Linked DNA regions of Homo sapiens: region 2 is linked to region 1. Evidence: chromatin loops called from intact Hi-C (ENCODE). Cell type or tissue: heart left ventricle. All regions are shown on one strand. Links, peaks and the distances in the headings refer to the core of each region. The heading gives the core; the rest is flanking DNA. Region 1 overlaps CTNNA1 (catenin alpha 1). Region 2 overlaps SIL1 (SIL1 nucleotide exchange factor).

What was found. Hi-C counts contacts between places; a loop is a spot of excess contacts. Peaks named below come from ENCODE experiments on the same cell type or tissue, not always from the same donor. Only the 100,000 strongest peaks of a DNase experiment are listed, where the experiment ranks them.
Region 2: it touches region 1 in a loop (2.0-fold over the local background); 1 of 110 quality-filtered maps calls a loop at or near these places.

What each region holds. Positions count from the first base shown.
Region 1 is chr5:138,828,720-138,844,077 of GRCh38, reverse strand. The region is part of intron 7 of CTNNA1 (catenin alpha 1); the gene reads right to left. Among named protein-coding and RNA genes, the nearest start is that of LRRTM2, 39 kb to the left of the region's middle. RefSeq lists an enhancer at 15,079-15,358. In heart left ventricle, for the core only: no CTCF peak of the experiment used is centred there; no DNase peak of the experiment used is centred there.
Region 2 is chr5:139,053,724-139,069,081 of GRCh38, reverse strand. All of the region lies in intron 3 of SIL1 (SIL1 nucleotide exchange factor), which reads left to right. Among named protein-coding and RNA genes, the nearest start is that of SIL1, 140 kb to the left of the region's middle. In heart left ventricle, for the core only: no CTCF peak of the experiment used is centred there; a DNase peak (open chromatin) is centred at 7,621.

The DNA of each region.
Region 1 (15,358 bases), core at 4,461-12,460:
TTTGGTTTAAAAAGAAAAATTAAATTACTTGGGGAAGGGCCAAGTCTCCAAAAAAAGCCTTAAGAATTGCACAATGGAATGCCTAGATGAATAGGCAATGATCACTTTTGACCTTCTAAAAAAAGTGCTTACTTTTAATTTAGCCAAGAAAATTCTGCACTGTTCAGTAACTACAGTAGACTCCTTTTGGGGGAATCCAGAAACCCAAATTGAATACAGTGACAAAGGGTTTTACTTCAAGGACACATATACAGAAGAACCCAAGTACAGCTGGGCCACTGCCCCTAGAAGCGGCCATACAGGAAGCCCAGGACACTCCTCTTAGCTGGCTATCCCATTCTCCAATCTCAAATGCCTGACCCATTCTCACCCTCTTTGCTGCCTATCTAATTCATAGCTGCTACTCAGCCATAAGTTCACTTTGTCAAGACCCCTATGACCCTGGCTCTACATAATGGCATCATTTCCTTTTTCAGTTTCCATTACTAATTGCATCATTTTCCCATTATTTACCCATACAAATCCCCAAGAGAATCTAATTGGCTTAAGAATCAGCATAGGCACCAGCCAGCCTATAAAATGGAGAGTGAGAAGAGGACTGAGTGGGATAAAACAAGGCCTTCCAGGGGTTGCAAAGCATGCAAATGCCCTCCGAAGGGTGTACATATGGCAAGGACTGTGCTCTCAGACATCTAACATGCTAACACCTACTCAACTAACCATCATGGTGATGACATGTCCTTTAAAAAAAAAAATTATTATGAGTTTTTTCTAACATAACCACCAAAAGGATTGAGAATACTAAATGAACTCCCTCACTTAACCATTACCAAACTTTAAAAATCATCAACTTTCTGCTTTCTTGTTTCATTTATCACCTTTCCATTGGTTTTTCTGCTGGAATGTTTTTAAACAAATCATACATCTCACTCTGTAAGGAATTATCTTGTATGTAACCATTCCTCCTAAACCAACTTTCATATCTGTTCAAATCTTGAGGGTTAAGGATAATTCACACTTGATCAATACCTTAAATCCAAAATATACAATTATTGCTGTTTATTAACATAACCCCCAAATTAGTGTAATTCCAGGTTCAGAGTGGTTTTAAGAAAATGGTTAATGGAGCATTGGATAGAAAAACCTAGTTGAAAAGAGTAGTTTGATTTTTAACCTCTACAGTTGGCCAATATGAAAGCCCTGTAGAAAGCAAGTAAGAGGTGGCCAATGGTGTCAGGTGTTTTTTAACTGCCATGATTAGAAATTTTAATTTTAAAATTGGATTTTTATCTGAACGCTACAACATTTAATATTGCTTTGAAAAAGAAAACTCAAACAAATTTCTTAACCCATTTAGGCCTGGTGTTCCATTACTGCAACGCTAAGCTTCTGGGAGCTATTTATATCCTACTGCTCAAGGTCATCATCAAGGTCTGATTTTCCACAACAAAAAATTTGCAACCTCTGGCATAAATGGGTTAGAGCCTTGAGTCTGTTTCCTTAACTGAAAAACTTTAACGGCATAAGAAAAACCAGTTTTGAAAAGGTGAGGGAGGTGAGAGGATCCTTTATCACAACAGAAATCACTAAATAGTATATATTAATGGCCAATTTTAGAAAACAAACAATTTTCCTATATACAGTGGCTTCGGCTATTTTTCAGCAAAAATACAGAATCTTCAAAGTAACATAAACAATATGCTCTGCTCCTGGCAACAAGTGTGTTTATTAGTATGAGCTTAAAAGATTACAGTTCAGTATTACTGGTCTTTGTGTGAAAAATGAAGTCTCATTCTGTTTCCCAGGCTGGAGTGCAGTGGTGCCATCATGGCTCACTGCAGCCTCAACTTCCCGGGCTCAGGCTCTCCTCTTACCTCAGCCTCCCGAGTAGCTGGAACTACAGGTGTGTGCCACCATGCTCGGCTAATTCTTAATATTTTTATAGAGATAGAGTTTTGCCATGTTGCCCCGGCCGGTATAATTTTTCTAATAAAATATCTCAGGTCATTTTATACCAGGAAATAGTAAGCAATATTCTTACAGACACAAGAGCAAGGGCAAGCCAAAACATTAATCTTTTCACTCCTAGAAGATGACTTTCATGTTTGAATCTATAAAACCAGTAATTCTCTCTCAAAGCAAGGAGAAGTAATTCAGGCTAATATGTTCCAGTGTTAAATTTAAAGGACGGTTAGCCCTTAAGGAAGCCTTGAAATACGATGTCACACTGTATTCAACTTGGTAGATTATTATAAACTGCAAACATTAAAGTGTCTTCAACTGGGGTTAAAACCAGAGCAGGAGGCCAATCATTTCAAAACATCTGAAAGTAATACTTGTAGGATATTTACTGACCAGATGTTATTTCAGCATAAAGTAACTCAAAGGAAATATCTTCCTTATGTTTCCAAATTATGACATTACAAAAAGCCCTAATGGCAGTTTTGAGAGAATGACCAAATGGAATTGGTGCCCAACAGTCTTTGGTTCTATATATCCAATATTCCTCTTCAAAACAGGCCTGGTGCAGTGGCTCATGTCTGTAATACCAGCATTTTGGGAGGCCAAGGCAGGTTGATCACCTGAGGTCAGGAGTTCAAGACCAGCCTGGTCAACATGGTGAAACCCCATCTCTACTAAAAATACAAAAATTAGCCGGGCGTGGTAGCGGGCGCCTGTAATCCCAGCTACTCAGGAGGCTGAGGCAGGAGAATCACTTGAATCCAGGAGGCAGAAGTTGCAGTCAGCCGAGATCACACCATTGCACTCCAGCCCAGGTGACAGAGGGAAACTCCATCTCAAAAAATAAATAAATACATACATACATATATACATACAACATAATAAAATAAAATAAGCAAGCCATTGAGTTGCTGGCAAGGACTTCATTAGCAGTCATCAGATATGAACAAAGATTCAACTGAAAATGAATAAAATAATCCCATCTAAGAATAAAAACATATTCCACAGACTTGTGCCCTTCTAAGTTGGCATTATGACTGAGAAATATATCAACCAAAGAGGCAACTTTCAACACAGCAGGTCTGAAGTCAGAAAGGAGGAAATCTCCTGTCTCCGACAAGGACAGTTTGGAAACTCAATGCTCATGACAGAACCTGAACTACCCATCATGAAAAGCAGAATGGCATCCTTTTATGTAACTATATTTAATGAGGGGAGGAGAGGGTTAAAGACAAAAAATAAATAAATAAACATTATGGCTAGTTTGAGGGCAGACAAACCGAACACACAAACCCAATTTGTTTAATCCTTAACTGCCCTAGTCACAATGAGTTTTTATTTACTACCTTAAATCCTCTAAGACACCTAATTTTAAAAAAATGTAAAATGAATGGATAAAAACTATTAGGGTAGAAAGTTATGATTGATAAGCTTTTAGTTTTACATGTTTGTCACATATGGGCATTCTAAACTAAATAGGTGGCCTCCCACAACTATTAATTGGCTACATTTAAACAATCACAATATTTTTAATAAATCGATTTTTTATTATCAACACATGACAACTTTGCCAAAAAGTAAAGCCTACTCCTTGGGCCAAAAAGAATAACTGAAGGAGAAACTATATTATATTTTTCCCTAAAAACACCAATTTGCACATTTGCACATACATTTTATAGTTTTACGTTCACACCAAACATGGCATTGCACACACAAACACACGAGAGGAGAGGGAGAGACCTGTCAGCTATGATTAGATGCCTGAACTACAAAATCATGCAGACTGGAAATGGAGACTGCCACTTTGGCTCTTTGCTAGAGGCAGAGAGCAAGCAATGGAGCAGACACAGAAAGCTATAAAGCACCTGTCACAGAAGGCATGTCCCTTGGTCCCCACCTATCCAGATCCCTGTTCACCCTATTCTTTGCTACACTTTATTTTCTGTTCTTTTGTTCCAAGGCATCTTGATATTTTTTAATAACACCACCCATTATATCCCCATCTTCACGGTTTTACTTGGTCTTACTTGAGAGATTCTCTGTGCATTTTAACAAGGTCAGTTAGAGGGGCAGCTATTAATGACCCCAATTCCAGCCAAGAAAGCTGCCCTGGGGAGATTACATTACTTGATCAAGCTTTAACAAGTTCTATTCTATGGAAGTATCAGCTTACTGCTCATCATCCATGGCATCACATGTGAAGAGCACCACCAGGAGTATCTCTGGACTAAAAAATCAGAAGCCTTAGTTCTAGTCCTAACTGTTCAAACATGGGTGTAACCATGGCCTAACACTTCACTAGTTTCAGACTCAGTTTTGAAAACACTGGTTGAGTTTTGGTTCTGGCTAAATGTAATAAATATACTCCACCCTGTCTGTCCCACTGAATGTAACTAAAGATCCTGAGCAGAACACATGGAGTGGCAATCCAAGAATTGAAATAAAGAATGGTCGAATCTACAATTAAAGTTGGAGACTGCAACACTCTTATCTCAGTAATTCTTAGAATAATTAGATCTTTCCCCCAACTAAAAAAACAGCAAGCTATAGAACAATGCCATCAACCAACTAGATCTAAGTGACACTTTCACTCCACCCAACAATAACAGAATACAGGCCAGGCACGGTGGCTCATGCCTGTAATCCCAGCACTTTGGGAGGCCAAGGCGGGTGGATCACCTGAGGTCAGGAGTTAGAGACCAGCCTGGCCAACATGGGAAAACCCCACCTCTACTAAAAATACAGAAATTAGCCAGGCGTGATGGCGGGTGCCTGTAATCCCAGCTACTCGGGAGGCTGAGGCAGGAGAAATCACTTGAGCCGAGATCATGCCTCTATACTTCCAGCCTGAGCAACAGAGCAAGACTTCGTCTCAAAAAAGAAAAAAAAAATAAAAAGCAGAATACATATTATTTGTCAAGTGCAAACAGAACATTACAAAGGTAGCACTGGGTCATAAAACAAGGCTCAATTAACAAATTTAAAAAAAATTGAAATCATGCAAAGTTTATGTTCTCTGACCATATGGAATTAGAATTAAACTAGAAATCAGTAACAGAAACATAGCAAGAAAATCTCCAAATACTTGGAAATTACACAACATACTTCTAAATAAGCCAGTGATCAAAGAAGAAGACTCGAGGAAAATTTTAAAATATCTTGAACTGAACAAAAATGAAAATATAGGCCGGGCACGGTAGCTCACGCCTGTAATCCCAGCACTTTGGGAGGCCGAGGTGGGAGGATCATTTGAACTCAAGAGTTCAAGACCAGCCTGGGTAACACGATGAGACCCGATCTCTTAAAAACAAACAAACAAACAACAACAAAAAAATAAAAATAATTTTAAAATGAAAATACAACGTATCAGAATTTATCGGATGCAGACAAAGCAGGGCTTAGATTAGGGAAATCTATACCACTATATCTTTACACAAAGAAGAAAGGTCTCAAGTCAATAACCTAAGTTCTCACCTCAGGAAACTAGTAAAGATAGAATAAAATAAACCCAAAATAAGCAGACAGAAAAATAAATAAATAAAAAGCAGAAACAGATGAAATTGGAAGTATTAGAGGAAAAAAAAATTAATGAAACCCAAAGCTGGATTTTTCAAAAGATCACTAGAATTGATAAACTTCTGGCCAGATTGACAAAGAAAGAAAAAATAAAACAAATTATCAAGAATAGTTATGAAACAGAGAATACTGCTACAGATGCTAAACAGTAGAAGGATAGTAAGAGATTACAACAAACATCTCCATGCGTACAAAATCAACTAAGTGGATAAAATGAACTAATTCATTGAAAGCCACAATCTTCCAAAATTTACCCAAGAAACAATACATAACTTAGTTTTATATCTACTGAAGAAACTGAATTTATAATTTAAAACCTTCAGAAAAATTAATTGGTTGGGCTGGGTGCCATGGCTCACGCCTGTAATCCCAGAACTTTGGGAGGCTGAGGTGGGTATAGCATTTGACATCAGGACTTTGAGACCAGCCTGGCCAACATGGTGAAACCCTATCTCTACTAAAAATACAAAACTTAGCCAGACATGGCAGTGCACACCTGCAGTCCCAGCTACTGGGGAGCTGATTGAAACAGATTAAAAATTGGCAAGTTTCTATAAAGGACCAAATAGCAAATACTTTAGGCTCTGGGGCCATGCGGTCTCTTTAGAAACTACTTGGCCAGGCATGGTGGCTCACACCTGTAATCCCAGCACTTTGGGAGGCTGGGGCAGGCAGACTGCTTTCAGTCCAGGAGTTTGAGACCACCCTTGGCAAAATGGCAAGACCCCATATCTACAAAAAATACAAAAAATTAGTCAGGCATGCTGGTGCACACCTCTAGTCCCAGCTACTGGGGAAGCTGAGATGGCAGAATCACCTGAGCCTGGGAAGTCAAGGCTGCAGTGAGCTGTGATTGCACCACTGCAGTCCCAGCCTGGGTGGCAGAATAAGACCCTGTCTCAAAACAAACAAACAAAACCAAAAAGAGGAGAGAGGAGAGAGGAGAGAGAGAAGAGAGAGGAGAGAGGAGAAGAGAAGAGAAGACGGAGGAGTGGGGAAAGGGGGGGGAGGAGAGGGAGGGGAGGGAGGAGGGGGAGGGGGAAGGAGCAGGAGGGGGAGGATCAAGAGGAGGGGGAGGAGGAGGAACAGGAGGAAAGAAGAAGAAAAGAAGGAGGAGGAGGAGAAGGAAGAAACAACTAAATGAGTATGGCTGTGTTCCAATAAAACTTTATTTATAAAAATAAGTGGCAGGCTAGACTTGACCTGAGAACTATAATTTGTCAACCCCTAGACCACATGATAACGAACGTCACTTCCAAATTCTACCTTCACAATTTTATACTTCCAAGGTCAAAAATCGCTTTGATATACACTGCAAGAAAAGAATGAAGCAAATGCTATCACAGAGAGATAATTGAGTCTCACTTCAAGACTTGATAGAAATGTATACTATAATTTTTTATAAAACCAAACTAACCACTTTAGCCAAACTAGTCCTGAATGAATCATTACCTCGAAAGGACGAATCAACATATTAATGTGTGAAAAACCATCAAATTTCCATATTAATAGTGCTTTGGAAATGAACACGGTGTATGATTATAAACAAAACCTAAAAATCTAAGACACGCAAATCTAACGGTCTAAGTTTTTTAAACTTTGTGACATTAACAACATAAAAAACTTTTTTTAAATGTGGGAAAAAATATCAAAGAAAATTTATAGTGCCCATCGCCCCACCAGCTAGAGATAATTACTAATAATCTGATATATTTAGAGGTTATTACCTGTTAATTCAGAAATACTACTTTAGATATGAAGTCTTTTCAACCCTGCTTGATGGCTAAACAGCACAAAGTGATATAAAGGACAGTCTAACAGCAATCCTGAGGAGGCTAAACTCCTATCCACCTGCTGCCTAACACTGGGCAGGCTTACATGCCTGCTCCATCATTCTGATTTCAAAACCACTACTGCTCCATCAGGCCAGCATCACTTCAACAAATACATAAACATGCATCTTTCTGGTATTAGAGATTAAGAACTTGCCTGCTAAATACTGCAATGCGCAATGCCAGGATAGCTCATAAATGGGAAGTACTTCAAACCTCTTTGAAAGCAACACAAATATAACTGGGGTAAGATGTCTTTCTCAGAGTTATGAAGATCTTTTAAACTCCTTATCTTGAACCGTAAGAAAATCACAAATTAATTTTTGACAAAGTGTTTTCAAATTAAATAAATGCTGCTCTACAACATGGATGAACTTGGAGGGCATTATACTAAGTGAAATAGACACAGAGAAAACTATTGCATGATTTTTACATGTTCTCTAATAAATAAAAACAAGAGAGTAGAAAGGTGGGTTACCATATGGTGGGAGTAGGGGACACTTATGTCAAGGAATACAAAGTTGCAGTTATGCAGGATGAATAAATCTAGAACTCTTGGCCAGCCATGGTGGCTCACACCTGTAATCCCAACACTTTGGGAAGCCAAGGCAGGTGGATCACTTGAGGCCAGGTGTTCGAGACCAGCCTGGCCAATAGCACGGAACCCCATCTCTACTAAAAATACAAAAATTAGCTAGGCTTAGTAACACAAGCCTCTAAACCCAGCTATTATGTTTGGGAGGCTGGAGCATGAAAATCACTTGAATCAGGGACGCAGAGGTTGCAGTGAGCTGTGATCGTACCAGTGCACTCCAGCCTGGGTGACAGAGCAAAAAATAAGTAAATAAAAAATCTAGAGCTCTAATCTACAGCATGAAGCCTATAGTCAATAGCACTGTATTGTATTTGGAAAACTTGCTAAGAGAGTAGATTTTAGGCCCTCTTACCACCCACACAAGGTAACTCTAAGATAACAGATATGTTAAATGGCTTCACTGTAGTAATCATTTAACTATGTATATCTAAATATCACCTTGTATACCTTAAACATATACAGTAAAAATAAAATTTATTAAATAAAAAATAAAAATAAATGCCGCTGTCAAAAAAGCAAGTCCTACACAGGCTCAAATTTTGCATTCAATGCATCATCTACTTATATAAACTCTCCCAAATCCTGTTTATTAGGCAGCTCACAGAAAAGCTTACACTAACAATTCAATAAAATAATCTTCAAATGCCTCTACAGAACTATGGACTACTAATTTAGGTAAGCATCTCTTGCAGAAAACTCAAGAGTTCAAAGAAAGATGGAAATCATACCATAACTGTATAACAAAACTCAGCCTCTGTACCTGCAAACCACAGAGCCCATTTAAACAGCTACAGCACTCAAGTACCACCAGTCTAGCATGGAAAATACTCTAAAAGCTCTTTTGCTCCATGTCAGGCCTCTGAGCCCAAGCTAAGCCATCATATCCCCTGTCACCTGCATGTATACATCCAGATGGCCTGAAGCAACTGAAGATCCACAAAAGAAGCGAAAATAGCCAGTTCCTGCCTTAACTGATGACATTCCACCACTGCGATTTGTTCCTGCCCCACCCTAACTGATAAATTGACTTTGTGACAATACACCCTCCCCACCCTTGAGAAAGTACTTTGTAATATCCTCCCCTGCCCTTAAGAAGGTACTCTGCAATATTCTCCCCACCCTTGACAATGTACTTCATAAGATCCACCCCCTGCCCACAAAAAATTGCTCCTAACTCCACTGCCTATCCCAAACCTATAAGAACTAATGATAATCCCGCCACCCTTCGCTGACTCTCTTTTTGGACTCAGCCCGCCCGCACCCAGGTGATTAAAAAGCTTTACTGCTCTCAAAAAGCCTGTTTGGCAGTCTCTTCACACAGAGGCAAGTGACATTCCACTCACTTCAAGCAGCTATCCCAGACCTGGATCTATTTTACTTAGTCTAGGATATCCAATTTTAGAAATTTAATACTGAAATTTAGATTCCAGTATTTATTTTAGTTCTGGGGGTATTTAATTTTAATGGAAAACTCTGCCACCATTAAGATGTTATAAAATCATATTTGTTAACTTGGGACGATGTACAATGGTAAAAGTATTAAGAGTTCAGACTTTCAGGTCAGACAGATCTGAGCTCAAACTGCACCTGTGTGTATATGTATTTTTGAGCAATTATCAACTCAATAGGGTTATTATGGGGATAAAATGTCTCTCAGCACAATGGCTGGCATATGGTAAGCAGTGTAAAAGTATGGACAATCATTACTAACAACATTTTTAAAAAGAAAAGGTAAGAAAAGAACAGATATAAGTGTACATATACACAGATCCGAATTAAGTCTGGAATGTTATACACAAAAATGAGTGGTGGGATTATGGACAATATATAATGAACACAGAACTTTTATAATCAGGAAAAAATTAAGCTACTCTAATTCTGAAGAAAAGAAAAGTGTAGCCACAACATAATGCAGTAACAAGCTCTTCAGAGTCCTTCAAAAGCTCTGGCTATGCTAAAGAGATTCCAGGAAGGCATTTGCAAAACTGAGAAAGGATTAACATCTAAATTGAGTGCTTCACTTCACTATAATAACAATATATCTTTTCAAAAGATCTTTGAAAATGAACATTAGCTGCATACCATTCATACAATCCACATCAAATTTACCCAAATCGAATTAAAATTTTATACTTGATGTATTAACATAGTCATATTCCTCAAATATACATCCAGTCCAACCAAAGTATGTCCAGTTACTGCATTCTTCTTTTGGGATCCTACAACTACTATGTCCAACGTTTTCAGGCAAGAACAAAGATAAAATGTATCCTTAAGAAACATTATCCTTACAAGGTCCTAAATTGAACCAATTTTCTTCTATCTAAAACTACAGTTTTAAGTATTAAAAGAATACAAGTTATAATAGCTACTATGCATGGACTACCATGCCATTCTGGACATTGAACAAAGTTGATCCTAACCTCTCATCTACTCACCTTAGCTGGTTGGTTACTTATTGGTTAGAACTATCCAACAGAGATACAATGCAAGCCAGAAATAAACCACCCATATAATTTTTATAACATATATACAAGTTATAGATACATATATAACCAATGTAAATATGATTTTTCTCGTAGCCATAAGTGAAAAGAAACAGGTAAAAATAAAGTTTAATAGATTTTATTTAACCCAATATATCTAAAATAATATCAGTGAGATAATTCACATTCTTTTTTCTATACTAACTCTGAAATCTGATGTACTTACAGCAAACTTCAATTTAGACTTGTCACATTTCAAGTGCTCAATAGCCACATATGGTGAGTGGCTACCACACTGAATAGCAGAGAGCTAGAACTACTTAAGCCCATGGCATGTGTTTGTTCTTACCAATTATAAGCCCTAACGCCAGTCAGTCAAACACGACCATGACCTGCTGGGCAAGACTGCTCTGGTCAAAACCAAATGGAGTTCATTTCAAAGACTGAGGGTCCTTTATGTTTCAGACATTGTATTAAGTATATTCAGATTTGGAGGTTTTGGGGAAAGGGTAGGTTTTGCTTATTTGTTCATTGAGGAGTCAGGGTTGAAGGGGGGTATGGTAACAGAGACAAGTTTAGTTCCAATAAATTCTACTATTGGAAAAACACATGCCTTAAAAAACGGAGAAAGGAACATATTAACAGTCAGCATATCCCTCAGCAGAATGAAAGGCATGAAATAAAGAAGTCAGCTGTATAAAGCATAGAGCCCTTCAGAAGTCTTTCTCAGTAGCACTGAAATAACTCAGAGAACATTAAAACACACAACTGGGCAACCAAGTCAGCTATGTATTTGAAAAACAGAAATTTTAACCCATTAACCAGACAGCAGACTGTTTTAACCCATTAACTTAATAGTCTGAAACCTAGTTCTACGGATATTTCATGTTTATAGGCAGAAAACACTGAGAGAATTAAAACTGTTATTTTATGCTCTGCATAGAAGAAGAAAAGAAAAAAACCTGAAAATATATATCCCTAAATGCTAATAGTAGTGGTATTTTAGTAATTTAATGCACATGTCTGAATTTCAATCATGAAAAAAAATGGTAATAACTTTTTCAAATTTAATTACATTTCATTTTAATTTCAATCCATTCACTTTTAAACCTTTTAAGATTATAACATCCATCCAAAGCTGTTTTTCTCTCTCACAGGCAAAGCAACTTTAGGCTGACAGAGCCAAAACAAATTAAACTTAACCACAATAACCACATTTCATTTCAAGGAAACCTGGAAGTCATCTCTGAAACTACAAGGATACACTGAAGGGTCGCAAAACCTCCACTGTCATGGGTCTGTGATATTTCCCTAATGTTAAGTAAGTAGAGGTCAAATGCATTACTTTTATGTCAATATTTCCTTAGAGTCCGTATAGTAAGTTAGTTGTAGAGCCAAGACTACCTACCAACTCTTCATCAAACCACTATGCAAGCAATAACATTAAGGCTGCTAGCCTCCTGACCCTTGGAAACTTTAAAAGGGGATTTGGCCCTCAGCTGATGAATTAAATTTAACTCTGCTCTAAGATATCACTTTCACTTAATTGCTTATTCCAGAGTATTTGGTTTAATTTTTTCAACAAATGTCATCTGTATAGTGAAAGATCTAATAGGAAGTAGAAATAAACCACACAGCCTCCTCCTTCATCCACTGTAGAATGTAAGGCCCATAAGGGTAAAGGTCTTTGGTTTTTTCCACCACACTATTACCTCCTTAGCACCATGAAAATCCAAAATTATTCATTTTATTCATTCCTACAAACCAGCATGAGTTCATTAAGCAAGCATTTACTGAGCACCTCTTGCAGCATTATACTAGACCATGAATGAATATTTTTAAGGAGTTGTCATGTTCCAAAGGCTTAAAAACCTAGTTGCAGAATAAAATGGATAAAAGAAATGCAATTAAACAACAATTCAAGGGAGTATACAATAAGGCACAAAACTTCAAGCACCAAAGAAATAATGTAAGATGATGTAGTTTGAAATGGCCTTCAGCAAAGAGATGAAAAACAAATGTGGGGCCTGAAGAAAGAGTAGATTAGGTTTACATAGGTAGGAAGGGAATTTCCAGAACATAATGAACAATGCCCTAGTACTAAAGACAGGAGCTCAGCCTGGCCTGGGCAGGCAGAACAAAGTGGAAAATGGAGAAAGTGAGGAGACACTGAAGTAAGGTAATGGCAGTGGGGACAGAAAGGGACAAACAGAATAAACTACCAGAGCAGTTTTTCCACCTTAGTTGCACACTGGAATCAACTGGGAAGTGTTTTAAAATAACTGACGCTTGGATCTTGACGCAGAGATTCTGACTTAATTGGTCTGGGGTACACCTGAAACATCAAAGTTGCCCAAGGACTGTAATGTGCATCCAAAGTTAAGAATCACTGCCTCAGAGAAAAAGCCAGTGGAACCTGGTAATAAGCAACACAAAACGAAGAAAGAAGACACTTTACGAATGTGTGTCCATAAAAATATTAATAACAACATGAGAGAATCCAAGAAACAGAAAAAGTGAATATTATGTGAGCCTTTCTGGACTTTACAACAATGTTTATACAAAGTTCCACGTAGTAAACAAGTATTAATTAATGTAGGTGATTTCAATTCTCCACATAACATAATTTGTCTAATATTTTTCAACAGAAATAAAATGAACCATTTTTTTAAAATCAAGATAGAAGTTAACCAAAAGATTACAAAATAAATCTTCTAGAAGAGAAAGCCTCCTGGATTTCCCAGATAGAAATAACCTCAACCTCCTTGCAATTTCCACAGCATTTTGGCTGTACCTATGATGACACTCCCATTAAACCCCCTATAGAAACTTTGTCTGTTCCAGAAGGGAGGGATCAGAGCCTCATTCCTCCTCTTACATTGTGCCCAACACACTGCTTTGCATGTGTCACATACTCAGAATGAACTGACTGACAGGCAGACATTGCTGGTTATATTCTGACACTCACTAGAGGTTCTAAATGTTTTTGAATGCTTCATAAATAAGCAAAAATCTATCCCCAGTTGCTTCTGCTTCTTCCAGACCCTTTTATCATTCTAAGCTTTCTTCAAGTGTGCTCCACTGCCCTCACCGTTTATCCTCACTCCAGTGCTTTTTGACAGGACCAAGCCTGTTCACTGTTACGTGAATCAATAAAAGGAAACTAAAGATTTTTACCTTTAGGAGAAACATACCCAGAGACCATCTCCTAAAATACATTTCTAAATCTCAAGAAGATTTCTTTCTTTTGTGCTTTTTTGTTTTTGAGACAGAATCTCGCTCTGTCGCCCAGGCTGGAGTGCAGTGGTGCGATCTTGGCTCACTGCAAGCTCCGCCTGCTGGATTCACACCATTCTCCTGCCTCAGCCTCCCGAGTAGCTGGGACTACAGGGGCCCCCACACCACGCCTGGCTAATTTTTCTGTTTTTTGTTTGTTTATTTTTTGGGTTTTTTTTTTTTTGAGATGGAGTCTCCCTCTGTTCCCCAGGCTGGAGTGCAGTGGCGTGATCTTGGCTCACTGAAAGCTCCGCCTCCTGGGTTCACACCATTCTCCTGCATCAGCCTCCAGAGCAGCTGGGACTACAGGCGCCCGCCTCCATGTCCGGCTAATTTTTTTGTATTTTTAGTAGAGACAGGGTTTCGCCACGTTAGCCAGGATGGTCTCTATCTCCTGACCTTGTGATCTGCCCGCCTCAGCCTCCCAAAGTGCTGGGATTACAGGTAATTTTTCTGTATTTTTAGTAGAGACTGGGTTTCACCATGTTAGCCAGGATGGTCTCAATCTCCTGACCTTGTGATCCGTCTGCCTTGGCCTCCCAAAGTGCTGGGATTACAGGCGTGAGCCACCGTGCCCGGCCAAGATTTCTTTCAAGATCCCTACCATAATACTCAAATTTCAGCCTCACATCACACATTGTTCCAGTTTTCATTTAAGAATGCTACTGCAGTCTCCATGTCTTCAGTATAAATGAGTGCTTCCCACCTTTTCTTACACTGATGGCATGAATAGACAGTACTGTTTGTATGGCACTCTAGGTTTCGAAACCTCAAGGTTACTCATGACCAGGGGTGATTGGCCCAAGAATGTGACCAACCTCAAGACTCAAGGGATATCTTATAGACTGATTAGGAGGCTCTAAAACGGAGCAATCGGAACAGATTTATCACATCCTCCTTCCCACCAAAGTCTGTTTTTGAAGTGATTTCCTCATCATAACTACATAAGACACTTTTACACCATTTCCAGCACTACCCATGATAGCAGATGACTGATCCACTTACCATGAGTTTTTGTTCCCCTGTTTAAGACTGCAACATTGTGAGCCATTCTGCAACATATCCATCTTTTAAAATATTTTCTAATGTTCAATCTTAGCTATGGATTTTTAAATGTGTCCCACATTTTCACTGTGACTTAAAAACCACTTTTTCCATTTGATTTAACAAAACCTCTAATCTCATTTTTCTTAAGTAGACTGCCTATAATCAAAACATGGCTTTTTTTTTTGAGACACTCTCGCTCTGTCGCCCAGGCTGGAGCACAGTGGCGCGACCATGGTTCACTGTAGCCACAACCTCCCAGGCTTAAGCGATTCTTCCGCCTCAGCCTCCCGAGTAGCTGAGACCAGGCGTGCGCCACCATGCCCAGTTAACTTTTGTATTTTTTGTAGAGATGGGATTTCACCATGTTGCCCAAGATGGTCTCAAACTCTTGGGCTCACGCAATCCACCCACCTCAGCCTCCCAAAACGCTGGGACTACAGGCTTGAACCATCATGCCCAGGGGGCAATGGCTTTAAAAAAATTCAATATGCATCACTAATTTCACAGTATGGTAGAGACAAGATAAACAGAGGAAGGCATTCATCTTCACCCTAGGAATTCCACCATGATTTACCATCACCCAT
Region 2 (15,358 bases), core at 3,087-11,086, 230 kb before region 1:
TCCTGGTTGCCCAGGCTGGTCTCAAACTCCTGGCCTCAAGTGATCCTGCTGCCTCAGCTTCTCAAAGTGCTGGGATTACAGGTGTGAGTCACCATACACAGCCTCTAGCACCTCATTTCTGATTTTTGTTATTGAGTATCTTGTACCATTTAACAAATGTCTTTAGTGCATTTTGAAACAGGAAGTTACAGTTTTTATATGTTTGTGGCCATGTCTTTCTGGCTTACTTTCATTGTATGTAGGGATGTTATTCTTTTCTTTCTTCTTCTTTTTATTATAATTTTATTGTATAGGATTGTACCATAATACTTTCTATTGCTCATTTTTATGTGAAATTAGGTTTCTTGAACTTTTAGAAAAAAGCATGGCTTTAATTACCTTTTCTAAATCCATAGTGCTTTCTCTTCTTTTTTTTTTTTTTTTTTTCCTTTTCATTCTGAGTCAAGCTTGAGAAAGTTTTCTCTTCTCTTGTTTTCAGGTAGTGTTCAAAAACATGGCAGCTTGCTTTATGAGGTTTCCTGGCTCTGTTTTACTCCTCCAGTTTTATCTGGACTCTGTTTCCTTTATTTCTGTCGTCCAAGTCTACTCAGTTTTGATTTCACTTCTAGCCGTATTTTCTCAGTGTGGGGCCCTGTCCTGGTAGGGAGCACTGGTTAATTTTGAGAGTTCAGGGGACTAGACAGCTGTGGCCCCTTGAAGTCCTACCCCAGACTTCTTGTCCTTGTCCACTGTTAGACATAGGTTCACTTGCTGTTACCCATTGGCCCACTATAATTTTTAGTGAATGCCTATCAGCTACTTAGGTGTTTTCTTGTTCTTAGGTCTCTCAGCCAACTTGTTGCTTCCCAATACCTTTGCACTTGGTTTTGATAGAAATGTTGCTCATGGGTTTAGTTTTGCTCTCTAGTCAGTCTGTTTTTATGTGAGGATTTGGTAGATTAGACGACGTTGCTTTTGCCACATTAACATATGTTCTTTAAAAAGAAAGATGAAATCATATATATGCAACTTATTTTTGCTTAGTTTTAGTGATCTTGTTTATGTCAGTACAAAGCTCCCTCTTTTTTGTTGAAGACTAATATATTCCATTGAAGGGATATGCTGTATTGTGTAACAAATCCCCTACTGATGGACATTTGTATTGCTTCTCATTGTTTACAATTATTAGAATGCTATAGTGAACACTCTATCCATATATCATTGTGCACTTCTGTGAACATTTCTATTAGATAAATTCCTAGACATAGCATCTGCTGGGTCAAATGGAATGAACAGTTACAGTTTTGATAGATGTTGCCAGATGCCCAAAAGCCTTGCACTAATTTATCCTTACCTACAGTTATTAGGATGCCGGTTGCTGCAAGGCCTTGCCATTATTGGCCCAGAGGCTCTTCAAGGTATGAGTGTTTATGTATGTGTTTTGAGAGTGATTTACAGTTTTCTCTAAGAAACTCATGAGACCTATGGACCTTTTTAGAAAAATGTAAATGTGTACTTAAAACTTTCACATATAATCTCAGAGGCTTCACCAGCTGGTCTCTAGTAATATTGTTCTTATTCTTGTTTTCCTAACCACCAACCACTTCTGCTTGATGAACTAGGAAATACTTGAATGTTTAAGGATAAAGAGCAGTTGTAGAGCTATGACCAATAGTTCATCAAATCCTGTTATCAGAGGTGATAATACTCTGAAGCCCATGATAAAGTCTGATGTGTGTGGTTTAGTAGTAGTTAAGAACTAAACAACACTTCTATCCCATTCTATTTTGATGCTTGCTTGTTTCTGTCTTTGCAATTCTCAGTCTTTGTATCTTTCTCTTATTTTCCTTGTGGGTTGAGGAGTGATGCTGTGGAATTAAAATACATTTAAAAATAAGAAGTTTATTTTCCCCTTATCCCAAGTTAAAGGCTATCTTTGCAACATCCTTCTGCCCCACATTTCAGAAAGAGGAAATTGTTTTTCTTTCCATAATGCTCACTCATCTTTGTTTTAGAACATATACACAATGGACATTCGCTATGTACCAAGCACTCTGTTCAGCAATGCAGGGAATATAAAGATGTTCTGACTTCAAGAATAATACAATCTATTGGGGAAAACTTGGCAAGTATTATAATTTTTATGGATTTGTTTCCCTCACTAGACCAGTGATCTCTTCAAGAGTAGAGAGGCAACATGGCGAAACCCTGTCTGTACAAAAATACAAAAATTATCTGGGTGTGGTGTGCATGCTTGTAGTCCCAGGTACCAGGGAGGCTGAGGTGGGATGATCACTCGAGCCTGGGAGGTCAAGGCTGCAGTGAGCCGTGATCATACCACTGCACCCCAGCGTGGGCAACAGAGTGAGACCCTGTCTCAAAAAAATAATAAATAAAAGTAAAGTAAAAAGAGTAGAGAGGCCATGTCTCACTTTTAATTTTCCTAAAACCTGGCACATAGTAGATGGTCAGTAAATGTCTGTTTAATGATTAACAAGAAGCCAAATGACTAAGAGAAAATGAATAGAGGAAGTGTCATTAGAAAAGAATAAGCAAGGCACTAGAGATTGAAAGGATGGAAAGATAATGTATAAAACTGCATGGAGTTGTTGCTCAAGCTAGCCTATTAAAAAATGGACTGTCACTTGAGCTTGGGAGGTCAAGGCTGCAGTGAGCTGTGACTGCACCACTGTACTCCAGCCTGGGTGGCAGAGCAAGACTCCATCTCAAAAAAAAAAAGCATTGAAATTTGACAGGCAAAAAGCAAGGAAAGAGATGGCATTAAGGACTAAGAAAAGCATAGGGGGAGTTTAGCCAGAGCGTGGGGTAGCTGTGGATGAGGGGCGATAAGGCAGAGAATATCAGCAAGGATTTCATTAGGTTAGGCAGGCCTTGAACACCATGAGATAGTATTATTGGTACTTCGGAGGGCAGCAGGGAGCCACTGAAGGCTTGTAAGAAGGAGAGTGCCAACAAGCCTGTCCTGGGGGATGCTGTACTTAACTGCAGTGGCACAAGGAGGGAACATTTATCTTTTCAGTGGGGGCTGGGTCTCATGATCTCCTGAAGTTCTTTCTAGCTCAGAATGCTGAGGTCCTGAAGTTATGAGGGATTTGCCTTCTCTTTTATAAATCTGAAATGGAAGTTTGAAAGAGGATATCAGAGAGATGACTTGTTGGGAGACGACTTCTGTCAAAAGTGATCCAGACCACAAGTAGTCAGTAGGGCCTGAATCTGCCTATGAATAGGAGGGAGCACCAAGGCCAGAGGTTCCATATACTTCTGCCTGGGTACTTGGAGAAGACTCAGGAGTGTATAGTGGGTAGAGTGTTTCTCATCAAGTGACAGCACAGAGTTCCCATTAGTTGCCCAGGATTGGGTGTATGGGGGTGCAGTTGGGGGCAGCATCAGCTGTTGTGAAGGTGGGGTGGAGGTGTGAGGCAGGCTGCTTGTTGGAAGTGTGCACAGCAGCAGCTTTGCTGGAGCACCAACCTTGTGTGCATTGGCCTAGAACATCCAGGCCTCCTTGCCCATGCTTGGGTGGGCACCTGTCAGCACAGCCCTCTGAGGAGCAGAAACCCAGAGCAGGGTAGCTGCTTTTATAAGCTCTTTGGTGCATTGTTGCAAAACTGGCTTAAGTTTGTGACTGAGCTAAGTTTATCAGGAAACCTGAAGCCCTTCTTCCTTGTTGCCAGCTGGCAGTTGTGCTCCTTTAAATCCTCCCCACATTTGCTTCAGTTTTGCTGCTGGATATGGCCTCTTTGATTTCTATTCTGATGTCTTGGGGAGTGAGACAGAGACTGACCCATCTTAAGTGGGTTTGGTGGCCTGCAGGTTGGCTGAGCCAAGGAAAGCTGTAGTGGGTGTTTTCGATGTGGTACAGGCTAAGTTTAAACAGCTCATTTGCTGCCCTCTCAGTTTGGATGCCCCGCAGCCCTCATTGTTACTGAATTTTTTGCAGCCTTAACAAGACAGCCTGACATGAATATTCTAAAAAATCATGTACTCTTCTTTCCTCTGCAGAACTCAATCAAGTATGTATTGAGAGCCGATTAACACTCAGTTTGAGCATCTATCATGGCATGGCCCTGGTCTTTTTCTCATAGCTGGGAAAACTGAACAAGTCACAGAGAGGCAAGAGCCAGGCAGAGAACATTATTGAGAACTCTCTGGTGTCAGCTCTGAGCATCTCCTATGCATGATCTCTTATTCCTGGCAGTGAACCCTGTGAGCCCTGTGAAGTGGGTACTCTGATGCCCATTCTGCAGATGAGTCATAGGTGTTATTTGCTCAAGGTCTCAGAGCTATTAAGTGGTGGAACTGGACCTGGAACCAGATCTTCCTGAGTCTGTGCCCTCTGCCACCAGCTGAACAATTGCCTAGGTCATCCGAGTGCTAAAGGCTGCAATTCCTTCTAGTGAAACCAGCAATACAAGTGAAGAAAGCAAAGCACAACACTACTTAGTAGGTCTCTCAATACCAACGATCCAAAACTTTAAACTAAAAGGCAGAAAATTTGGATTGTCATTACACTTTGACAGGTGAAAGGAGGCTCAGGTGAATAACCTCGTTTTGTTAAAGTTGCCTATATTTAAGGAGGGTGGGCTCCCCCAATGGGAGGTGGACAAGGACTTAGGACCAGTTGTTTATATGACTGCCGTCTCTGCACTGTACCTGTTGCTCCATCTGCCTCTTCTCCCACTCTGATTGTCATTTTCACCTCCCTGATCCCTGCACACACCACCCCACAACAATAAATAGAATGATGTGGAGTCCCATCCTTTAGAGCTGGTCTAGAGAGAAATTCTACCCTAAGAATTTTGCTGCAGGCATCCCTATGGATTTTTTTCCCCTTTTCATTGCTGGGAGTATCCAAACTGAGGGGCTTTTGTGGCAGGGCCACTAGGGAAATTGTAGAAGTCAGTAGTAGCTGATACTGGTCTGAAATAATTCATAGAACCATATTTGTCTGTGGAGGTAACAGGTGCTGTAAACGAGAACAATAAGAGCCAATTATGATGACAGGATTCCTGGGGACTGATAGGGTACGGGGAAAAAAGGATTAAAAATTGAAGTACAATATCTTGGCACTTTGCTTTTTTAACCCTTTTATTCAATCATGACTTCTGTTTGAGGAAAATAAATGAGAACAAAGGGTATGTTTAGAATACAATCTCTGTTTTAAATTTGACTAATGAGTGGTTTTAGCACTTTCATTTGGGTCTCAGTCAACCTGTATTCAGAGTGTCAATTAACCAATAAATATTATGAAAAACAAGAGTCAGAAATGGTTGCACCACTCCTGCTAATGAGCTGCTAATGAAATTGTACCTGGGTGGGAAATGCAGGCACTCTGGAATCCTCAAGAGTCTTCTCCAGAAAATGAGCAGTAGTGGTGCTAAGGCCTCTGGGAAACAGACACATTTAACTCCTTCACTTCCAATTTGTTTCCCTCCTTATTATGAAGTAAAGCTCATTATCAGTATCTCAGGGTTAACTTCAATTATAGTGAGAATTTAAAAAAATGTATTTTTGACTCAGTAATTTCCAAGTGGGATTAGAGAGCCGGAAGAGCTATAGCCATGCTGTGGTATACTCCCAACTGCCTGACCTTTGGTTTCTTGGAGGAACATGGGAGACATTGAGGGTAGAGATCAAAGGGGAGTGGAGGCATCAACTAGCTAGGAAACAGGTGTGAGATGCCCAGGATGGGTCTCCACATGAAAGTGGCCCCCTTTAGCCCCAGTTTTCTTTATTCCATCCCTGGATTTATTAAATTTGGGGGCTGTGGTAGGCCCCCTAGGCTGGTGGAAGGAGTGAGTAACTGCACATGCTTAAAGGTCTGATGCTTTTCTCAGTAGGAGGGCTGGCAGGGCCACAACAAGATTCCTAGTTTTTCTGGTCAAAATACTATCATCCTTTACTGCTGTCTCAATCTTCATTTCCTACCCATTCCTCTGGGTCAGGGTTTATTATGTCTGATTAGGACAATGATAACAGCCTGCCAAGTGGCCTCCCTGCTTCTTGTCTGCCTGTTTTATATGCTGAGCTCCAGGTGCTTCATATGGAGTTCCTCATTGCTTGCTTGAAAGCTGTTCTCTGGACTTGGAAATCTAAGTGTTGCTACTTCTCTCCCCATTTATGTCATACTTCTCAATGGCAGGCATTGGTCTTGTTCACTTCCCAGTATACTTCCCAGTGCCCAACACAGCAGTGGCCCTTTGTGGGCACATGGTAAGCTGTGGCAGAAGGAATGCCTGGAAAAGAGCAGACTCTTGCCCAGTCCTCAGGAGATGCTTGTGGACTAGCCACTTATGGAAAGAGGCTCACCATGTCCTAAATGTGGTTACTTTGAGCCTTGTGCTGATGATGGTTCAAGGTACCTCTCTCACTAGAACACAGGAAATCTAAGTAGCATTGATAGTCCTTGTCTGTGGAAAGCGTTACTCTTGTGAATTCTGTGTAGAATGGTTGGTCACCAGCTGTAGTTTGTCCTCCTTGAGGACTGGAAAGGAGACATGGGTTAGGGTGCTGTGGATGAGATTTTGGAGGGTAGTGGGGTAGTGGTGCAAGGGTATGGTGGGAGCTGTCAGGGTAGCTGTTCCCTGGGGGAAACTGGCGTCTTTTTTTCTGAGCGGCTTTCATGCAGCTTGGGGATTTCTACCCTTGCCTGGAAGCCATGCTGGGTAACTCTTCTAAGACCCGGCCCAGATTCTAGATTCTCTGTGATTCAGAGTAAAAATACATTTGGAGAATATTCCTATTTTTCTCAGTTTGTCATTGTTTAGTCCTTCTAAAAAATACATAAATATGACTATGATCCAGAATGGCTCATTATGTATTTTGCTGTTTAAAAAAAAGGTCTCCATTTTTGGTTCCCTTAAAAACACAATAACATTAAGTGTTGTTTCAGGGTTCAGCACCCTAGAGAGGTTTGTGCACGTTATTTGTTACTGGTTCCGTTCAAGTCCTGGAGACAGGATAGATGCTCATTTGTGTAAGGCAGGGATCTTGCCAAGACTTGTTCGGGGGTTTTGAATAAAGAAGCAGGAGGAGAGGGCTTTAGTAGTCATGGCAACTGGGCCTGTAAAGCCTCAGCTCTGACCAGCCCTATTAGGAGCTTGGAGGCCCCAGCGAGGTGAGTGGCATTGCTTCCTGTTCTATATTTTTGTATTCCTTTTGGTCTGGGGAAGAGGGAGCTGGCATTCAAGCTGACCTTTATGGAGGCCTACTGTGTGCCTTGAGCTGAGCTTGAGCTGTGGGCACCAATAATTGGTTCCTGCCCTTCAGAAACTCAGCATAACCGGGAGTTTTTACTCTTAACACCTACCTGTAGGACTTGACAAATAAGCTGTCTTTGCTTCATCCGGGTTGACATTTACCTTTTTGGGTTGTTTTTGGGACTGCTTTTTCTGGTGTACTTTTTATTTCTTCTGAGCACTGACACAGTTCTTTTTTCATTTGTTCTTCACAACAATGTAGCACATTAGGGAAAACAGACACGATAAATTCTTTTCAGTTGACACATAAGGGCATGAAGATTCAGAAACATAAAGGAATTTGGCTAGAGTCACCCAGCCAACAAAGATAGCCAAGTGAGGAGCAGAGTCCCAGGGCTTGCGGCATGGCCAGCCGGGGCAGCCTCTGGCTTTCTGCCATTGTGTCCACGTATGACTGGAAGTCCCTGGAGCAGGAAGTTTCCAGGCAGGAGCCTATGGAGGACATCCTGTCCTTTTCACCCCTCCTGAAGTCCCATAACTACCAAAGCTCTTAATGCCAAGGCAGACCCAAGAGCACCATGCATTCATTCCAGTTGGCCTGTCTTCGTTGAAGCAGGGCAGCCAGGCTCCACAGCAACCTCACTGTGGGCACCACCTGAGCAGGCCCTGTCACTGGGAGTCCAGGAGGGACAAGTTTCTAAGCACTGGACACTGGGATGAGTTGGGGCAAAGACAGAGCCAGGTATAATTTGTTAATAGGTAAAACTATCATTTCAGCAGTTACAAACTGGCCATATGTTTTGTTTGCCTTTTCTGTATTTAAGGTGGAATACTTTTAGAAGGGGCATTTTTCACAGCCCTCACCATTCATGTTTTCTTACAGATGAACCTCCTCACTCTCTTGCCTCCTGCCTCCTGTGGGCATTTGACATGGCTCCTACCTCCTGATCACTATTTCTTACCTGTCCTTCTGCCAGGGTTCCTCTTGTCCTGGTGCTTCATGGCCTCAGGCTTCCTAGGCTAATTTTCCCCTTCCTAACGTTCCAAGAACTTCATTCCTGGGTCTGTGTCTAGGCCCTGAGCCTTAGTTCTCTTTCCTGGCCCCTAGAAATATTTACTGTCACATTGAACTGTGTCTGATAGACTAATTGCTGTTCAAGGATTTAAAAAGAGATGGTGGAGGAATATATTTCTACAACCACTTTATCGAGATATAATTTATATACTATCCAATTCACCTATTTAAAGTGTACAATGGGAATAATTCTCAAATGTCCTAGGGAAGATTGGTAGAATGGAGAGGTGGTTTCTAGGCTATGGTGTTTTATGGACCAGAAAAACTTAAAAAAAAAAAAAAAATTGGAGGACTAAGGCCAACTTTTTATTTTGCTGAGTTAAGGGCCTTAACATGGAAACAACACACTATCTACTATCATTATCTCATCTTTTAAAAGGACATTTTAACACAAAAAAGCAACTATATAATTTCAGAAAAAACTGTTATTTATATTGGGCACTTTTAATTTCTTGTTTCGGGACCATTGGAATGAATGCCACAATAAACACCTCAAATCCTGGTGGCTTAAAAAAACAGTAACTATACAAAAAAAAAGTATGTAAGAGAACAGAACACTGTTCTTTTTTATAGCTCCGACTCTTAGAACCACAGTAATAGTTCACATACTCTTCATAGGCTCACCAAATAAACAGTTAAGCCAATCAGGATATGGAGGGGCAGGAGCCATAAAATGGAATACAAATACTAACAAATGAACCAAGTATTACTAATTAATAACATAACCTTAATGAATTGGACAGGGAAGAACTAACCCAAGTGACTTTGTGAAGCAATATTTTGACCAGGTACTGTAAAGCTAAAAACAGAACTGTACATACATGCTGTAATCTAGTTTGGTAAATGTATTTCTCACAGGGATATGGGTTAACAGTTTTGAAACTAGTTTATTTGTATACTAGAACAAAAATATATTGTAGATAATAAGAGCAGGTTTCTCAGTGTTAGAGAAAGAAGTTATAAATAAGTAAAGTGAGAAGACAAATGAGCCCGTGTATTAGATTGGAATCTGAACTATCAGTATAAACTTGTAGTTTTAAAAATATATACAGATAAATAGATATAGAAATATAGATGTGTGGATATATACACACAACAATAATATAGCAAGAAATATAGGTGTGTGCATGTATATAGATGTCTGTATGTATATATATTGTACATCTGTTGATGTCCTCTTTTGTTACTTTTGGCACAGATTATTAGAGAAAGTGAACTCAGTGTCCCTTAAACATTAATGATTGATGATTACATGGAGGGCCTGAATGTTATTCTAAATCATATATGTATATGTGGTTTAGAATATATGTAATATAATATTCTAAGCTGTATATATTAGTTTCCATGCTGCTAATAAAGACATACCTGAGACTGGGTAATTTATAAAGGAAAGAGGTTTAATGGACTCACAGTTCCACATGGCCGGTGGGGCCTTACAATCATGGTGGAAGGTGAATGAGTAGCAAAGTCATGTCTTTACATGGCAGCAGGAAAGAGAGCGTGTGCAGGGGAACTGCCCTTTATAAAACCATCAGATCTCCTGAGGCTTATTCACCATCACAGGAACAGCACAGGAAAGACCCACCCCCATGATTTAATTACCTCCTACCAGGTGGCTCCCATGACATGTGGGAATTAAGGGAGCTACAATTCAAGATGAGATTTAAGTGGAGACACAGCCAAACCTTATCACCACATATATATATACAAATGTATGTATGTCTATGTGTGTGTGTACATATACATATATATAATTAACATTTGTGTGTGTATATATAATTTGTATTGTTTATAAATTACCCAGTCTAAGGTATTTTGTTACACACACACACACACATACACATTTCTAGCTCCGCCTACTGAGAGGGCTTAGAAATACCAACACCCTAGTATTAATGAACACACCTAGCATCCAGATCTTGGCTTCTAAACACTGTTCTCCAATTGAAAAAAGAAAAAAGAAAGAAAAAGAAAAAAAACTAGGGCTCGTTAGAAGTGGCTGATTCCAGGGCTGGGGAAATGAAAATACAAGATGAACCTGGAACATCTTATGGAACCAGAAAGTAAGGAAATACTTTTAAAAAGAAAATGATGGTGGGGAGGAAGGGTTTTTCAAAGGAATGTAAGAGCCAACCTGAAGGCACTTCTGATTGCTAAGGCTGAAACAATTTGAGTAACAAAATAAATAATAATAGTGTTGGACCCATAGAATAAAATATCCATGAGTTCATACTCATACAAATAATTAGAGGAGTGACAATTTTTTCTTGGAGTGAAATAAATCCCAATTAATAAATGTGTAAAGAAGGAGGGAAGTAGCAAATTCCCATTAGATGATTACCACAGTGGTAAATGTTGCAGATGGATTCCTCTAATGGCATGCAATGGTTTTTAGAGTCAAGGGATGGATTTGTATAATCTGAAAGTATTTCCCCCATGATTTTTTTCTTGGTAATTTGGTGTTTTTTTTTTTAGTTTACCCACAGTGTTGTGCAATTACTGCCACTGTCTAACTCCAGACCACGAGTGGTCAATCCTCATTCCTTCCTTCCCACAGCCCCTGACAGCCATTAATCTACGGTTTCTATGGATTTGCCTATTCTGTACATTTCATGTAAAAGTAATCATATGATACATGCTTTTTTGTATCTGGCTTTCACTTAGCACAATGTTTTCAAGGTTCATCAATGTTGTAGGATGTAGCAGTATTTATTGCTCCTTTTAATGGTGAATAATATTATATGGATATACTACTTTTATTAATTCATTTATCACATGATGGACATTTGGGTTGTCCCCTGATACCCAGTATGATAGTATTAGAAGGTGGGGCCTTTAGGAGGTGATGAGGTCATGAGAGTTCCACGCCTCATGAATAGGATTAGTGAAGAGGCTTGAGGGTGCCTCCTGGCCCCTTCCACCATGTGAAAACACTTAGAAGGCACCTTCTGTGAGGAACAGGCTCTCACCAGACACTGAAACTGCTGGTGTGATCTTGGACTTCCCAGTCTCCAGAATTGTGAGCAATAAATTTGTATTGTTTATAAATTACCCAGTCTAAGTTACTCTGTTATAGGATTCCTAATGGACTAGGACACACTCTAAGACAGCCATTAAAGCAGATGCTTTTGGTTCCCTGCCCATACTTCCTGGGATCTCCTTTTCCTATAGGGGGTGTTTCTTCCCCAGCCTCTGTGGGGGTTCAAGACTCACTCTTGCCACCTGTTCCTGGACCCCTCTGAGGAGCCAAAGCTTCTTTGCCCAGAGCTTCTGCCTCCACCTGCTCTGGTAGCCTGCGGCCTCTGACTGCCAGGAGGGGGCAGGTGGGGGTACAAAGTCCTCCCTGCCTCCTCATTTCCTGTCAACTGGAGAGCACCCCTTAATAAACCATGTGCACATGAAGCCCTGACTTGTTTCTTCTCCGTGGGTGTCTCATCCTTCTTGGACCAGAAGGCTAGCAGTGATGTTCTTTTCTTTTCTTTTTTTTTTTTTTATTGATCATTCTTGGGTGTTTCTCGCAGAGGGGGATTTGGCTGGGTCATAGGACAATAGTGGAGGGAAGGTCAGCAGATAAACAAGTGAACAAAGGTCTCTGGTTTTCCTAGGCAGAGGACTCTGCGGCCTTCCGCAGTGTTTGTGTCCCTGGGTACTTGAGATTAGGGAGTGGTGATGACTCTTAACGAGCATGCTGCCTTCAAGCATCTGTTTAACAAAGCACATCTTGCAGCGCCCTTAATCCATTTAACCCTGAGTGGACACAGCACATGTTTCAGAGAGCACAGGGTTGGGGGTAAGGTCACCCATCAACAGGATCCCAAGGCAGAAGAATTTTTCTTAGTACAGAACAAAATGAAAAGTCTCCCATGTCTACTTCTTTCTACACAGACACGGCAACCATCCGATTTCTCAATCTTTTCCCCACCTTTCCCCCCTTTCTATTCCACAAAACCGCCATTGTCATCATGGCCCGTTCTCAATGAGCTGTTGGGTACACCTCCCAGACGGGGTGGTGGCCGGGCAGAGGGGCTCCTCACTTCCCAGTAGGGGCGGGCAGGCAGAGGCGCCCCTCACCTCCCGGGCGGGGCGGCTGGCCGGGCGGGGGGCTGACGCCCCCACCTCCCTCCCGGACGGGGCGGCTGGCCAGGCGGGGGGCTGACCCCCCCACCTCCCTCCTTGATGGGGCGGCTGGCCGGGCGGGGGGCTGACCCCCCCACCTCCCTCCCGGACGGGGCGGCTGGCCGGTCGGGGGGCTGACCCCCCCACCTCCCTCCCGGACGGGGCGGCTGGCCTGGCGGGGGGCTGACCCCCACCTCCCTCCCGGACGGGGTGGCTGCCGGGCGGAGACGCTCCTCACTTCCCAGACGGGGTGGCTGCCGGGCGGAGGGGCTCCTCACTTCTCAGTCGGGGTGGTTGTGGGGCAGAGGGTCTCCTCACTTCTCAGACGGGTTGGCCGGGCAGAGATGCTCCTCACCTCCCAGACGGGGCGGCAGGGCAGAGGCGCTCCCCACATCTCAGACGATGGGCGGCCGGGCAGAGACGCTCCTCACTTCCTAGATGGGATGGCGGCCGGGAAGAGGCGCTCCTCACTTCCTAGATGGGATGGCGGCCGGGCAGAGACGCTCCTCACTTTCCAGACTGGGCAGCCAGGCAGAGGGGCTCCTCACATCCCAGACGATGGGTGGCCAAGCAGAGACGCTCCTCACTTCCCAGACGGGGTGGCGGCCGGGCAGAGGCTGCAATCTCGGCACTTTGGGAGGCCAAGGCAGGCGGCTGGGAGGTGGAGGTTGTAGCGAGCCGAGATCACGCCACTGCACTCCAGCCTGGGCACCATTGAGCACTGAGTGAAGGAGACTCTGTCTGCAATCCCGGCACTTCGGGAGGTCGAGGCTGGCGGATCACTCGCGGTTAGGAGCTGGAGACTGGCCCGGCCAACACAGTGAAACCCCGTCTCCACCAAAAAAATACGAAAACCAGTCAGGCGTGGCGGCGCGTGCCTGCAATCGCAGGCACTCGGCAGGCTGAGGCAGGAGAATCAGGCAGGGAGGTTGCAGTGAGCCGAGATGGCAGCAGTACAGTCCAGCTTCGGCTAGGCATCAGAGGGAGACCGTGGAAAGAGAGGGAGAGGGAGACCGTGGGGAGAGGGAGAGGGAGACCGTGGGGAGAGGGAGAGGGGGAGAGGGGGAGAGGGGGAGAGGGAGAGGGAGAGGGAGAGGGAGAGTCAGTGATGTTCTTTTCATGACAATAGCAGAACATGATACAACCATGCAAGCACATTTCAAACATCTGTTTGCGGCCCATTTGCTAGCATCCCACTGGCCAATGCATGTGATAAGCAAAATCCAAAGTCAAGGTGTGAGAAGGCACACTCTGCAGTAGGAGGAACTGTAAAGTCACATGGCAGAGAGTGTGACAAGCAGGGAGGAAAAAAATTGGTGACGATGTTGCAGTCTACCATAGATTATCCCCCAACCCAGAAAACAAGAGTTGTTATCTGGGTCCTGGCCTGTGACTGAAGTCAGTGACAGTGTCAGTGGGAGTCAAAATTCAAGCATGAGGTGGCCTTACTCAATATGGACAGGGCTTCTGCTTAATATGGATGGGTTTTCTAGGCTAGGATAGTCAGCCTTGGGATCAGCTCTGAAGGAGCTGGAGGTGGGAAAACAGACACTGTAGGCTTTGCAGGCCTGTTTGCCTTCCTGGATCCAGACATTATTTTCTGCCTGTACCCTTGCTCTCCATCCCCCTAACTTGTTACCTGTATGTATCTTGTTTTCTCTTTGCTCTGATTTGCCCTTCCCCTGTGTTCTGGTACATTTTCATCTGTCACAGGGGCTCTCGAAGGATACAGGTCAGATTATACTATCTTTCTAACTTGGACATTTCCCCAGTGGAGAAGTATTTGAAATACTGCATTTCCTGTTGCTTTTGCCACTGCTGCTGCCATGACGTGTTTAGTATATTTTAAATGAACACAACCTGTATTTTGAGTTAATGCTGTTGTGGTTGCTCTTGCCCCCTGTGGTGGCTTATGTGAAGGGAGTAATTTTGGAATTTTCATCAAAATAACTAGATTCACATAAGAACCTAGTCTCTTCTTTGGCGAGCTTAGCACACTATAACCTATTACTTCTGAAGCTTATACACTTACATGCTTTTTTCTTTTCCATTTCTAACTTTGGTCAAAAGTTTGAAAATTTTAAATACTATTTTTATTATATTACTAGTATTAGTACCATTATTACTAAAAATAACTATTAACATGACTAATTACTATTATAACTCAACCTGCCCTAGTAAAAATCCTTCTTGGCCTTTCCATATAACTCTAGATCAGCTAGGAATTCCCTCTTTCTTTTAAACATTTTCACTTAACAAATAATTATTATTTTTTTAATTTAGAGACAAGTTCTCACTCTGTTGCCCAGGCTAGAGTGCAGTGGCATGATCATAGCCCATTGCTGCCTTGAACTCCTGAGCTCAGGCAATCTTCCCACCTCAGACTTCAAGTGGCTAGGACTATAGGAGCATGCCATTGTGCCTGGCTAATTTTTTTATTTTAATTTTTTTGTACAGACGGGGTCTCACTGTGTTGCCCAACCCATGGCCTCAAGTGATCCACTTGCCTTGGCCTCCCAAAGTGCTGGAATTACAGGTGTGAGCCACCACACTCAGCTAATTTTAAATTATTTTCTAGAGATGGGATCTCATTGTGTTGCTCAGGCTGGTCTCTAACTCCTGGGCTCAGGTGATCCCCTCGTCTCAGCCTCCCAAAGTGCTGGGACTATAGGCAAGGGCCTCCTCACTTGACCAACAAATAATTATTGAGAGTTCACTATATGCCAGCCAGGTCATGTTATAGGCCCTGAGGATAAAATGGTGAGCATTTATATTCACTACATAAATAAAAAAACTAATGTGTAATTACTGATTGTGGTGAGTGCTATAAAGGATTCATGGTGCTGTGAAATCTTTTGGAGGCAGGTAAATCTAGTCTGAGAAAATAGAGGATGCCTTTCAGAAGAAGTGACTTTAGCTGGGATTGGAAGGATGAGGAGATGGAGGCTGAGGGTGGGAAGACTCTTCT